Regions from separate parts of the Homo sapiens genome. Here all the other regions are linked to region 1. Evidence: read pairs that join two places in POLR2A ChIA-PET (ENCODE). Cell type or tissue: GM12878. All regions are shown on one strand.

What was found. ChIA-PET counts read pairs that join two places held together with the same protein. Peaks named below come from ENCODE experiments on the same cell type or tissue, not always from the same donor. Only the 100,000 strongest peaks of a DNase experiment are listed, where the experiment ranks them.
Region 2: POLR2A ChIA-PET joins it to region 1 with 8 read pairs; 3 of 35 experiments call an interaction of 5 or more read pairs at or near these places.
Region 3: POLR2A ChIA-PET joins it to region 1 with 5 read pairs; 2 of 35 experiments call an interaction of 5 or more read pairs at or near these places.

Annotation. Positions count from the first base shown.
Region 1 is chr10:34,289,924-34,293,923 of GRCh38, forward strand. The region is part of intron 20 of PARD3 (par-3 family cell polarity regulator); the gene reads right to left. Among named protein-coding and RNA genes, the nearest start is that of LINC02629, 390 kb to the left of the region's middle. In GM12878, no CTCF peak of the experiment used is centred here; a DNase peak (open chromatin) is centred at 1,708.
Region 2 is chr10:34,390,590-34,394,589 of GRCh38, forward strand. All of the region lies in intron 7 of PARD3 (par-3 family cell polarity regulator), which reads right to left. Among named protein-coding and RNA genes, the nearest start is that of PARD3, 420 kb to the right of the region's middle. In GM12878, no CTCF peak of the experiment used is centred here; no DNase peak of the experiment used is centred here.
Region 3 is chr10:34,343,372-34,347,371 of GRCh38, forward strand. All of the region lies in intron 15 of PARD3 (par-3 family cell polarity regulator), which reads right to left. Among named protein-coding and RNA genes, the nearest start is that of LINC02629, 440 kb to the left of the region's middle. In GM12878, no CTCF peak of the experiment used is centred here; no DNase peak of the experiment used is centred here.

The sequences.
Region 1 (4,000 bases):
GACAACAAAGGATGACAACAAATTCTACTGTTTTTATAATGAAATAAGTGTCATTGAAAAGTAACTACTGGCAAGTTTCCTTGCTATTAAAACCATCATTTGGGTTTTCAGCAAAGCAACATAATTCTCTCTGCAGTATGAATACTATTGAAATATTTTACTATTTAAATAGTAATATTTCTGCTGCTACCAAAATTAGAGGTCTTTAGAAAAAAATTACACGGAATAATAATGCATAGCATCCTGCGATAAATAAAAATACAATTAATTTTGTAATGAATGTGTTTTTCCTAATACCATACTTTGAAACATGATACAGTGTTTTTAAAAAAGTCTTAAAAATCTGCTGCCATATTTAAAAATAGATGAACAGAATATCCGGAACCAATTATCTTGTAAGGTTTAGCAATAGTCTTTAAAATAAGTTTTTCTTCAAAACACCCCACTGAAATGTCACCTAGAAATCTGTTATTTCTCACTGCTAATTACCTAGGTCTTCATGTCTAAGAAGTCTTTGCTACACCGCATGTCTATTTACCCAAAGAAATTTGTAGGTTATGTGATACTGCTTGGCTGGGGAAGAGAATTTAAAATGAATCAAATATGAGTTCAATGTCAGCTACCAGAAGCCACATATCCTCTGCAAATGCCCAACTCCTGCCCTGGCGTGGTCAATATAGTCACTAGTTCAGTATTCTGCCTTGTGTCTGACCCTCATTTCTACATATTTGCACTATCACATGATCCATTCTGTCCCTTTCTTCAGGAATTCATTTTTTCTTTCTGGAACTTTCCTGATGTTTTTGAAGACCATGTGTTTGTACAGCCATTGCATAACCTGTCTTTGACCATGGCCAGCTGTGGTAATGCTGTCATTTGTCCTAAAGATCCTTGAGAGATACCAGCTGCCCAATGAGCTGGCCTCAAGATCCTGTACAGCAAAAGCACATACCCTGTCCTGTGTCATTCCTGTGTCTCAATCCAGTTCTCTGCATAGTCCAGAGCACATTATTCACTCAAATCAAAACAAACCCATGAACTTTTCATATCATTCCTCTATTCCTCTGAGTCATACATCACCTAAATGGTTTTTGATCCAAGTTTCTCTGGGAAACTTTTAATTGATTCTTGTGCTTTTTCCACATTCTTGGTGCAGAACTAACTTCCCTCAACCAATTACCCTGGTCTCTAACACAATAACAAACTTACTTTTGCTTAAAGTCCTAATAGGTAATTGCTATAGATTTTATTCAAAGGAAAAAAAATCTAGCCATATATCTTTGTAGATTGTCCTACTACACTCTTGTCCATATGCACTGAAGATGTATGTCCACATGTTTCTGAAAATCAAAGATTAAAAATCCCACTGCAAGCTAGGACAAGGGTTCAGTTCAGCTTGTAGCTAGTTTAAAAGGTCTTAATTGGTCTGAACTTGGATATGCCTAAGAGAAAATGAAATTCCAAGACCTATGAAGTTCACTTTGTGTAATTCCTAAGTGAGACATAATTATGCACTTGTTGAATGTTCTTTTGATTATTTAATTACACTTAGCTAGAATTTATTGAATTCTTATTATGTGCTTTTATCTCATTGATTCCCACAACCAGCATGCAAGACAGGTGTTATCATCCTCATGCTTAGGGGAAACCTCAGTAAGCACAGGGGCTTGAAGGATTTGTTAGGTCATATAGTGAGTGAGTAGCAAAGCTAGAATTCATACCCAAGACACTTTTTACCACAGCCAGACACCTCATAAGCTTTAGGAACCAAAGACAGTGACTCTGTGCTCTCATACTGAAAGTAGCTGGTTAATAAATCTATGTTTAAATACATGAGATAGAACTGGGTGCACTGGCTCATGCCTGTAATCCCAACACTTTGCGAGGCCAAGGCAGGAGGATCACTTGAAGCCAGGGATTCGAGACCAGCTTGGGCAACAGAGCGAGGCTACCCTCTCCACCATCAATCAATGAGTAAATCTTGCATTGCCGGTGGAAATTAGGTCCAAAGGACATTGTTCCTGAATAGAACTTATCTCGGAAGGCCAGGGATTTGAAGGCAAGGTCAGGAACTGCTCCTAATCATTGCAAAAGATCAGAAAAACTGCCCACATACCCATTCACAGGATCCTGCCAACCTTTCTAAATGCAGTGACACTCCAAATGTCAAAATCATCTGTGCTGACATATGCAAATACTGTCAGGCAACAGCAGAAGCACGTCAAACTGCCCAAACCCATTCAGAGGGTAAAATAACAAGGAATTCACTGCATGCAGTTATCATTTGTAATGACATGCTCATGGATTCTGGCCACATTTTTTGTACCTCAGCCTCCATTTTACAAATGGGAAAAAGGAAAAGAAAATAAGTCACTTCTAATATGTCCTTCCTGTACAGGATCTTACATATTTTAGTGTCATTTTAAGAAATCGCTACCATGAAAGAGTACTGATTTGCTCAGCAGTAGATTGTGGCAATGCTGGATGAATCAGCGAAGAGGAGGTTGATTATGAAAAGCAGAAAGCTCCTATTTAGGCAAAAAAGCATCTTGGTAATCAACAATGATGAGAGAGGAGCCTTAGAAAGGGTACGTGACAACTTGATAGCGCTTTTGTAAGACAGGATGCTGTTTTAAGTTGGTGGAGTTTGGCAGAGGTTCTCTTTAAAAGGAAATTCACAAACTTGAGAATAATTATTTGATTGTGTACTTTTCATCAGTGCCAATCTGATTAGATTTAAATAAAATAAATTTGTATTGCTTGGCATCTTGGGAAAAAGAGGTAACTTTATTATTATTATTTTTTTTTTTAAAGAAAAAGCACCTTCTACTTAACCAAGCTAGAACAATCTTTAAATGTGCAATGCAACCTTAATGAATAACATATCCCTTTCAGGACTCCCATTAAATGTCCTTATAAGTGCACTCCTACTCCAGCATAGCCTGTGTTAGCTAATCAAGGATGCACTGATATGCCTCGTAACCTGACACTTCAGAAGTCCTAGAACCATATGGAACAAGGAAATATTAAAGCAATAGATGAGGAATTGGAAATAGGGGGGACAAAGGGAACCGAGCACAAAATCAATTTTGACTTTACAAGAATCACCACAAACTCCACAGATCTAAAAATCAAACAAATAAACAAAAAACTGTGGGACTCAAATATAAAGATTTAAGAGAAATAAAAGCAAACACAGTAATCCTTCAAAACACAAGATAAATACACAAATCACTGAAATAATACATATAATCTATACTTACAGCCATTCTAGTAAAATGAAAGAAGATGAGTGAAAGCATATCTTAATTATGATGCTGAAGCTTTTTGGACATCAACTAGCTGATAGACAAGAAGACATAATTTCTGCGGCAAAATATTCCCTCTTTGCAAAAGATATACCTTGGCTTGATGCACTTTATTTTTTTCAAATTATACCTACCCAGGTAATCAAACCACACTAACCCCATAACCCCAAATACCCAAATGCAAATAATAATCACATTATATTTCTGTTTCTCCCAACTAAATTGACGTTATTATAAAATATATACAAACATACTATATATATACTTTAAATATAGTAAAAGCACAGAATTCTGATTTTTCTAAATGCTTAATTTGGCATTGAAATCGGTCATGTCCACTTAAAATGATTTGGAGAGTGTCTTTCACACAACTACTTCTGTGGATCCTTTCTTTATGACTATATTCCTAATTCTTGTGCTGTTCATTTTAATGCATTATTGTTTCATAATACAATACTACAAATTGCAAATTACATTTGGCTCAAGGAGTGATTATGAAAAATACTATCACTGCTGCCTTTGCTCAAATAACTCTGATAATAATGAGAGATTGATTGAGCTTTAAGCAGCTCAAGTGATGAGAAGGGTCAATTTGAACATTTCTATTAAGCTTCTTTTGTTAAACCCAACACTTTGCCAGGTCAGAGGCAAATAATCATACCCTACATCTGGTTACCATGGTTTTCCTTTTC
Region 2 (4,000 bases), 100 kb after region 1:
CTACGTAAAAAATACTGAGCAAGGTATCCTTCCCCAGTCCTGACAATCCCCGTGCCAATAAAACGAGGACAACATAAGGTCAAGTCAGTCACTGACTGACACAGAGAGGTAATACAAAATTCCCAACTCCAAATCTGGGGAAAATAAATTGCGTTTTCAATACATAATAGAGCAAAAAATGATAAAGAATATCTTAGATGAACAAAAGGGTATAACAAACAATATAGTTTTTTTTGTGTGTGTACACATTTAGTTTTATTGTAACAAAGCAACTTGTACACTTTTAACGTTTAAAACTGAGCATCATCTTTCCTTTCCAGCGAAACAAAAAGAAAATTTAAAAATATACAGGAACAAAATTACAATAGAGAATGTCAATTCCAAATAAGATCCTACAGGTTCTGCTGACTCCCCCATTGAGTGGCAGGGCTCAAGTCATCATTAGGACAGAATTTATTTTAAAAGTGTCATCTTAAACTGCAAGGATGTCTGTCAAATATCACAATTAAACATGCCAAAGGAGAAGCCATGTTGTCAAAATGCCCACTTAACCCACCCAAACATCTCAAACCCACCCTTTGCTGACCTTCTATAACCTCATTTTTTTTTTAGTTTTTTTTTTCTTCTTTTAAACAAGAGAAAGTAGACAGATACATGTTGGTAAATGCTAACTGTCCATATTCACATAGAGACACAGTGTACTCTCTGAGCCCAATATACAGAGAAAGGAGGAAAAAAGCTAGAATTCTATGCACTACTGCACAGGGGCCTAGCGCCCTCCAGCTTCCAGCAGAGCGAAGGGAGAAGGTTTTTCTTTTTTCCCACAGAGCTCGGTGGTGTTGATTCCATACAGTTTTTGTTCAGACAGGAAGGGATAAAAATGACAAACAATATAATTATAATCATGTAAATCTTAGTTGAGGGGAGAGTGAAGCTCAGATTCTGCTGAATTAAATGGATGAGTATGGTATGTCTCAAGACCATCCAAAGATGTTTGACTACTAGTCTTGTAGACAGAGAAACATCAGTTTATATTTGAGGGGGAAATTATTCAAGACATGAATGCAGGATGTAAAAAACAAACTTTTATATTTCAGTGATTTTCTGAATATAGATTAATTACAAAATACAATCTGCATATAGATTATTTTAACCACCTTCTAATTAATCTATATTCAGGTTTAAATAGAATGCAAATAATAATACTTATGAAATACATATTTTCCAACAGGGTCACTTTTATTTCAACTCAAAAACGCAAAACATTAAAAATATTCTCCTAGTGGCCAGAAGTGATGGCTCACACCTGTAATCCCAGCACTTCGGGAGGCCGAGGTGGGTGGATCACTTGAGCTCAGGAGTTCCAGATCAGCCTAGGCAACATGGGGAGACCCCACCTTTACCAAAAATACAAAAAATTAGCCAGGCATAGTGGTGTGTGCCTGTGGTCGCAGCTACTAGGGAGGCTGAGGTGGGAGGATCACTTGAGCCTGGAGATCCTGCCACCGTACTCCAGCCTGGGTGACAGAGTGAGACCCTGTCTCAAAAAATATAAAGAAAGAAAGAAAGTAAAAAAAAGAATAAATCAATTTTAAAAATAAAAAATATTCTCTTAGAGATGTGATTTCATTTTTCAGCTTCATGATGGAATTTATGGACAATAATGTAACTAAGCAAATAAATAAAGAGGGGAAAAGTCATAAAAATAAACTTTAACACAGAAATTGAAGAAGCTTTTTCCAAAGGATGTTGACACTTCACCTGATATTCTGAATATTGTATTGAAGATAAACAGATGAAAAAAATTATTTGGGATAAAAATCAAAGTTAATCAGACAAATCAAATGATGGCAAATCTGTAAAAAGTAAGTTGAGAATAAATTAATAAATAAGATATCTGCCAACATGAGTCAGTAGCAGAAAGCCAGACCCACACCCAGAGTCCCTTCATTTCCCTCACCACCATCTTCACAGGGCCTGATTTTCTAACTGTGAAACTTTAGATTTTTCCTTAAGTCTTATGATTGACAAGTAGATGTTAAGAAGGATTGTTCTGTGAGTACATACTACTAATGAGAGTATGGTAAATGGGCTTATATGGTTTTTTTCAACTTCCCTTCTTCCTGAGAATCAAGGACATGCACTGCTGGGAATTAATATGTAGTTACAACAAAAGAGGCTTTCTTATCAAACAGTAAGTGGAAATCAAAATCCTGTACACTCTTGTCCCCCAAAGATATGAATAGAAAACAGAGGTGAAGAAGTTTTAGACATGAAAAATACTAGAATGTAAAACCATCATGGCAGCCATTTTTATTTGTTTGGTTCCCTAGGGCAAGGGCTGACAACTGCAGCCTATGAGTCAATTCAGCCAGCAATATGTTTTTGTAAATGAAGCTTTGTTTATATCTTGTCAATGGTTGCTTTCATGCTACAATGGCAGATTTTCTGGGCCATGATGCCTAAAATACTGATTATCTGACCCTTTACAGAAAGTTTGTGAATCTTTGATCTGAGATATCAAAGGCACCAAAAATGCTAACTAGTAGATACTAGATCTTAAAAAAAAAAAAAAAGTGTATATAAACACCAACATACAATTACTATTTTCACAAGGAAAAGTAATGTGAAACAAATTTAAGTGCCACAGACTTAAGAATAAAGGTAGATGTAAATAAGTGAGAAATGTCCATTATAGAAAAGATCCAGGCCAGGCAAGGTGGCTCATGCCCGTAATCCATGCACTTTGGGAGGACAAAGCTGGCAGATCACTTGAGCCCAAGAGTTTGAGACGAGACTGGGCAACATTGGGAAACCTCATGTCCACAAAAAATATAAAAAATTAGCCGGGCATGGAGGCACTTGCCTGTAGTCCCAGCTGCTTGGGAGGCTGAGGTGGAAAAATCACCTAAGCCCGGCAGGTTGAAGCTGCAGTGAGCCACTACTCTCCAGCCCGGGCAACAGAGTGAGAAGCTATCTCAAAAGGAAAAAAAAAAAAGATCCAGAGAAGAAAACTTTAGGCCAGGTACAGCCGCTCACACCTGTAATCCCAGCACTATGGGAGGCCAGGGTAGCAGGATCACTTGAGGCCAAGAGTTTGAGACCAGCCTAGGCAACAAAGCAAGACCCAGTTTCTACTTAATTAATTAATTTAAAATGTTTTAGCCATAATTGTTTTCCATAGGGGAAAAGATTTAGAGTATCTACTTTAAGTTAGATTATGAAGCCCAAGTAAGAATAGTAGTAATTTTTTTTTTTTTTTTTTTGAGACAGAGTCTTGCTCTGTCACCTGGGCTAGAGTGCAGTGGCGCGATCTCAGCTCACTGCAACCTCCACCTCCTGGGTTCAAGCAATTCTCCTGCCTCAGCCTTCTGAGTGGCTGGGATTACAGGCGCACATCACCACGCCCAGCTAATTTTTGTATTTTTAGTAGAGATGGGGCTTCACCATGTTGGCCAGGATGGACTCGATCTCTTGACTTCATGATCCGCCCGCCTCAGCCTCCCAAAGTGCTAGGATTAAGGTGTGAGCCACCGCGCCTGGCCTATGCCTCAGCCTCCAGAGTAGGTGGGACTACAGGTACCCATCACCACACCTGGCTAATGTTTGTATTTTTAGTATACATAGGGTTTCACCATGTTGGCCACGCTGGTCTCGCACTCCTGACCTCAGGTGATCTGCCCACCTTGGCCTCCCAAAGGTCTGGGATTACAGGCATGAGCCACCATGCCCGGCCTTATTTTGTTTTTGTTTAAGACAGGTTCTCACTCTGCCATGCCAAGCTGGAGTACAGTGGCATGATCATGGCTCACTGCAGCCCCACACTCCCAGATTCAAGTGATCCTCCCACCTCAGCCTCCCAAGTGGCTGGGACCATAGGTGTATGCCAGCACACTCGGCTAACTTTTGTATTTTTTGCAGAGACAAGGTTTTGCCATGTTGCCAAGACTGGACTTGAACTCCTGGCTTCAAGTGATCCTTCCACTTCAGCCTCCAAAAG
Region 3 (4,000 bases), 53 kb after region 1:
TGAAAGGGGCATATGATTTTTTTTGTAATCTGTTGTTCTGAGTAGAAATATTATACCTTAACTGTTGTGATACAATATTGTATACATAGATAAATGGCAAGAAATCTTCCTCATAGTAAGAAAATAATTTAGCATTTTTTTCTCACCCATGATTTGAAAGGCTAGTATTTCCACAAGATTTGAAAACCCATATTTTCCACTTCTTAACATGCTTGCCAGGAATATAGTTTTGGGTTATGGCTCCAAGATTATACCAGGGTAATGGACAGCTAAAAAACTTTACATATTCTACTAAGCTGCACCTAGACAATACAATGATCCCTTAATTATGTTTGCTAGTAGTTGGTACATCATAAATGTGAAACCTTCTATGACTTGAGAAGGCTTCAATTTATTTCTGATAGGTAAACTTTCCTCTATCTTCAACTAGTTAACTAGTGACCTACAAACTAAGTAAACTAGTCAGTATCTTGTAGAGGAGTGAAACAATGAAATACAAAATGTTTGTTTACTAAACATTTATTCATTGGCAAATTTACATAGAAGGTAACACCACACATGATACTAGAGGAAAACTGTGCCAGTGACATGACTCACAATAAAAACATTAATGTTTCATTTTTCTATGTCAAATTGCTAACAAGATAAAAATGTTCTAAATACGTCTTCTTAAACTCACCACATATATATGAATATACAAACTACTGAGATAAATTCTAAAATGGATACAACAGATTTCAGTTTTGTTTTAAAAAGAAAAATTATTCAGCTAAAAAAGTTGAGAAATAGTTAAAGTCCCAGGCTTACAAATGACAATGTGTGATGTCTTTTACGAAATGGATGTGCTGGTTAAATTAGTTATGCTGACTATCCCTGTTGCTGGTTTTTTTGTTTGTTTGTTTGTTTTTGTTTTTTTTTTTTTTTTTTTGGATATGGAGTCTCACTCTGTTGCCCAGGCTGGAGTGCTGTGGTACGATTTCAGCTCAATGCAAGCTCTGCCTCCTGGGTTTAAGCAATTCTCCTGCCTCAGCCTCCCCAGTAGGTGGGACTACGGGTGTGCAACACAACATCCGGCTAATTTTTGTATTTTTCGTAGAGACAGGGTTTCACATGTTGGCCAGGCTGGTCTTAAACTCCTGACCTCAGTTGATCCACCTGCCTGGGCCTCCCAAAGTGCTGGGATTACAGGCATAAGCCACTGTGCCCAGCTGCATTGTTGCTGTTTTTTATTGTTAGTTAAGAGAGACCAACCATTAGAAAAATGTTTAAGGCTTTTCAAAGGAAGAATCCTATGTAGGCAGCCCCACTACAGGTTACTTTCTGATGAATGTCCAGGACTATTACAAAATCCATGATTGTGGAAATTCTGTCAAAAGAGATGACAGAGAAATCTTGCCTTTGGTCACAATCCTGTCTGACCCCAACAAAAGCTAAGGAAATCCTAATCAGGTGTGACTCATGATAAAGAAAAACATGCATCCAAATTTTGGTTCAGAAGTACAGAAAGTGTGCAACTTCTGTCAAGTTAATTAATGTATTTGCTCCATAACTCCCCGACATATAAGGTAAGTTGGCTGGAGTATGTGGTTTGAAGGCTGCTTTCAAAGATTTAACGTCTTTGATTTTTTTAGTCACCATGGGTGCCAGGATAGAATAAGATCTGGAGACTTTCGAATAACTGCTTACAGATGTAGATAATTATAAATTGATACTAATAAAGAATGAAGATCTCAGCATTCCCCAGAGAGGGCTATTTTTAGAAAAAGGAAATAGCCAAAAACAAAGTAAAACAAAAAACATCATGGGATATCAGGACTTAGTTCCTCATCTGTTAAATGGGAAAGTGTGACTGATGACATCTGACATCCTTTCAACTCTAAAGGCTCTTCCTTTTGGGGTGTATCTTTTAAAAGCCTTTCGCCAGGGATGTGTTCACATAGGAATGCATCACAAAGCCTCAAAGCTCCGTTTAGCCTAGAGTCCTACATAGGGGATTACTCCATATGAAAATTCAACCTGTTAACATAAAATTAATAACTCCCTAAGGTAATCAGCCAGAATTTCAATACAAAGTTCCTTTTGTATCATAGCAGATCATGAAGTAAATACCTCAACCTCCACTAATGTCTACAAAGGAGTGATTCCAAACATATAGAAGACAATCATTAACCAAACAGTCTGAGGAATATCTATGCGCCTAGATACTGTGCAAATCAATAAACACTGTTGTTATTGGTTTAGGCGAATGGAAATCCAAAGTCCTAATGTCTTTGGAACTATGGAATTCATGACTCAGAAAAACATAAATCCGAATTTTGGTTCAGAAACGGTGTGATTTGTCAAGTTTCCTAATTTTTTTGCCCCATACCTCTCCTAATGCCTTGTTTGGGCATTCTCTTGCAAGGTAACGTCTTGAACAGGATTTCTAACTTTAAGTGGTAACTAATTTCACAAATTGCATTTGATTCTTACGGCCAAAGATACTAGAATAAGGACTGACAAAAAGTGAGGAATTTTCAAATTTGCAAAACACAAGATGAATCAAAATATGCATATATACTTGTCAGGGTAAAACTATTTAGAATCCCTAGTTTCCGTTACAAATTGTAAAAATTATCTTAAGAAAATATCCAAATCATAAAAACATCAATTTAGCCTACCCTTAAATAGTAACGCATTTGTCACCCCCAGCCCAAAGTGGTAAAAGGGCATACACATCACAAAACACAGAACTGGGAGAGAAGTTACTGCCCTGGGGAAGCATCTGGAGTTTTAAGAGTTCAGTACATATCTAGCAGAAGGAAGAGGAAACAATGTCAACTATAATGCAAACCGAAGAGGACTAATGAAGCTGTAGCTAACAAAATCGGGGCAACAGACTAGGAAGAAAATGAATGACTCTTCAACTCATATATACAGCATTTCAAAAGGTCACTAGCTGAATTTAGGGATTTTTTTGGTTTGAGTTTTAGTTTTAGTTTTTCGCCTTCCTCTGAAGCATCAGGGATTGGAGGCAGGACGCAGGTTACAGGAACTGGTGGACCAATGGTCTGATTCAGTATGGCAAGTCCTATGTTCCTATAATAAAGGGGAAATTACAGCATATCACTTTGTGTGCACAAATATCTAGGGACACATGCACACTCTCTCTCTCTCAAGGGGACTGAAATTTCATCAACAAAAAAATAATTTAACAAAGATAAAGATTTATACCAAAGCCAAGAAAGTACAGAAAATCCAACAGCAGTGAAGAGAGTGGTAAGTAATAAGCAAAGATTTGAAAGTGATAAACTATGTACAAAGCCTTTCACCTGACAGGTGTTCAACCCAACAGGTGTGGCACTCTTCCCTGACATTCACTTACGCCAAGCATGTAAAAAGAAAAATGTTGACAAAGTAACACCAGAAAGCTGGCTTGTCTAAGTTCCACATGTAACAAGATAAGAAATTACATATTCAGCAATTTTTCTAAACTAGAAAGCTAGAGAGATTAGAGGAAGAAAAACAGACAATTCTACTAGACATGTTTATGTATGTTTTTGATCATGCCCAGTAGAAAGTTCTTTGAAGGCAGAGATTGCTTCTTACTCATCTTTGTATCTACAGCAACAGTATATACACAATGTCTTGCCAATAGCATGCTTTCCATAAACACCCACTGATGAATAAATTACTGTTTCAATGAGGCTCCATAATGGAAACTTGAATTGTATTAAATCTGCATTAAATGTACTCAAAATGGAGTTAAATTTAGGGTTTTACTTTAAATGAGAGCCTTGCAAAATATACCAGTAATAAAAGTGTTTTATGTCAGGTGTTATTTTAATCAAAATGGCTTCTTGTGTTTTAAATTTGAAAACTCTCACAAGCTAATCGCAAGATGAGCAGCTCAGTAAATCCAACCACTCCTGTGGCAAAGCAAGAATTTATGAACTGGATCTGTTAGTAGAAAGCTGAACTGCTGCAAAGCAAGTGCTAATAACCTCATTACCCACTGGGG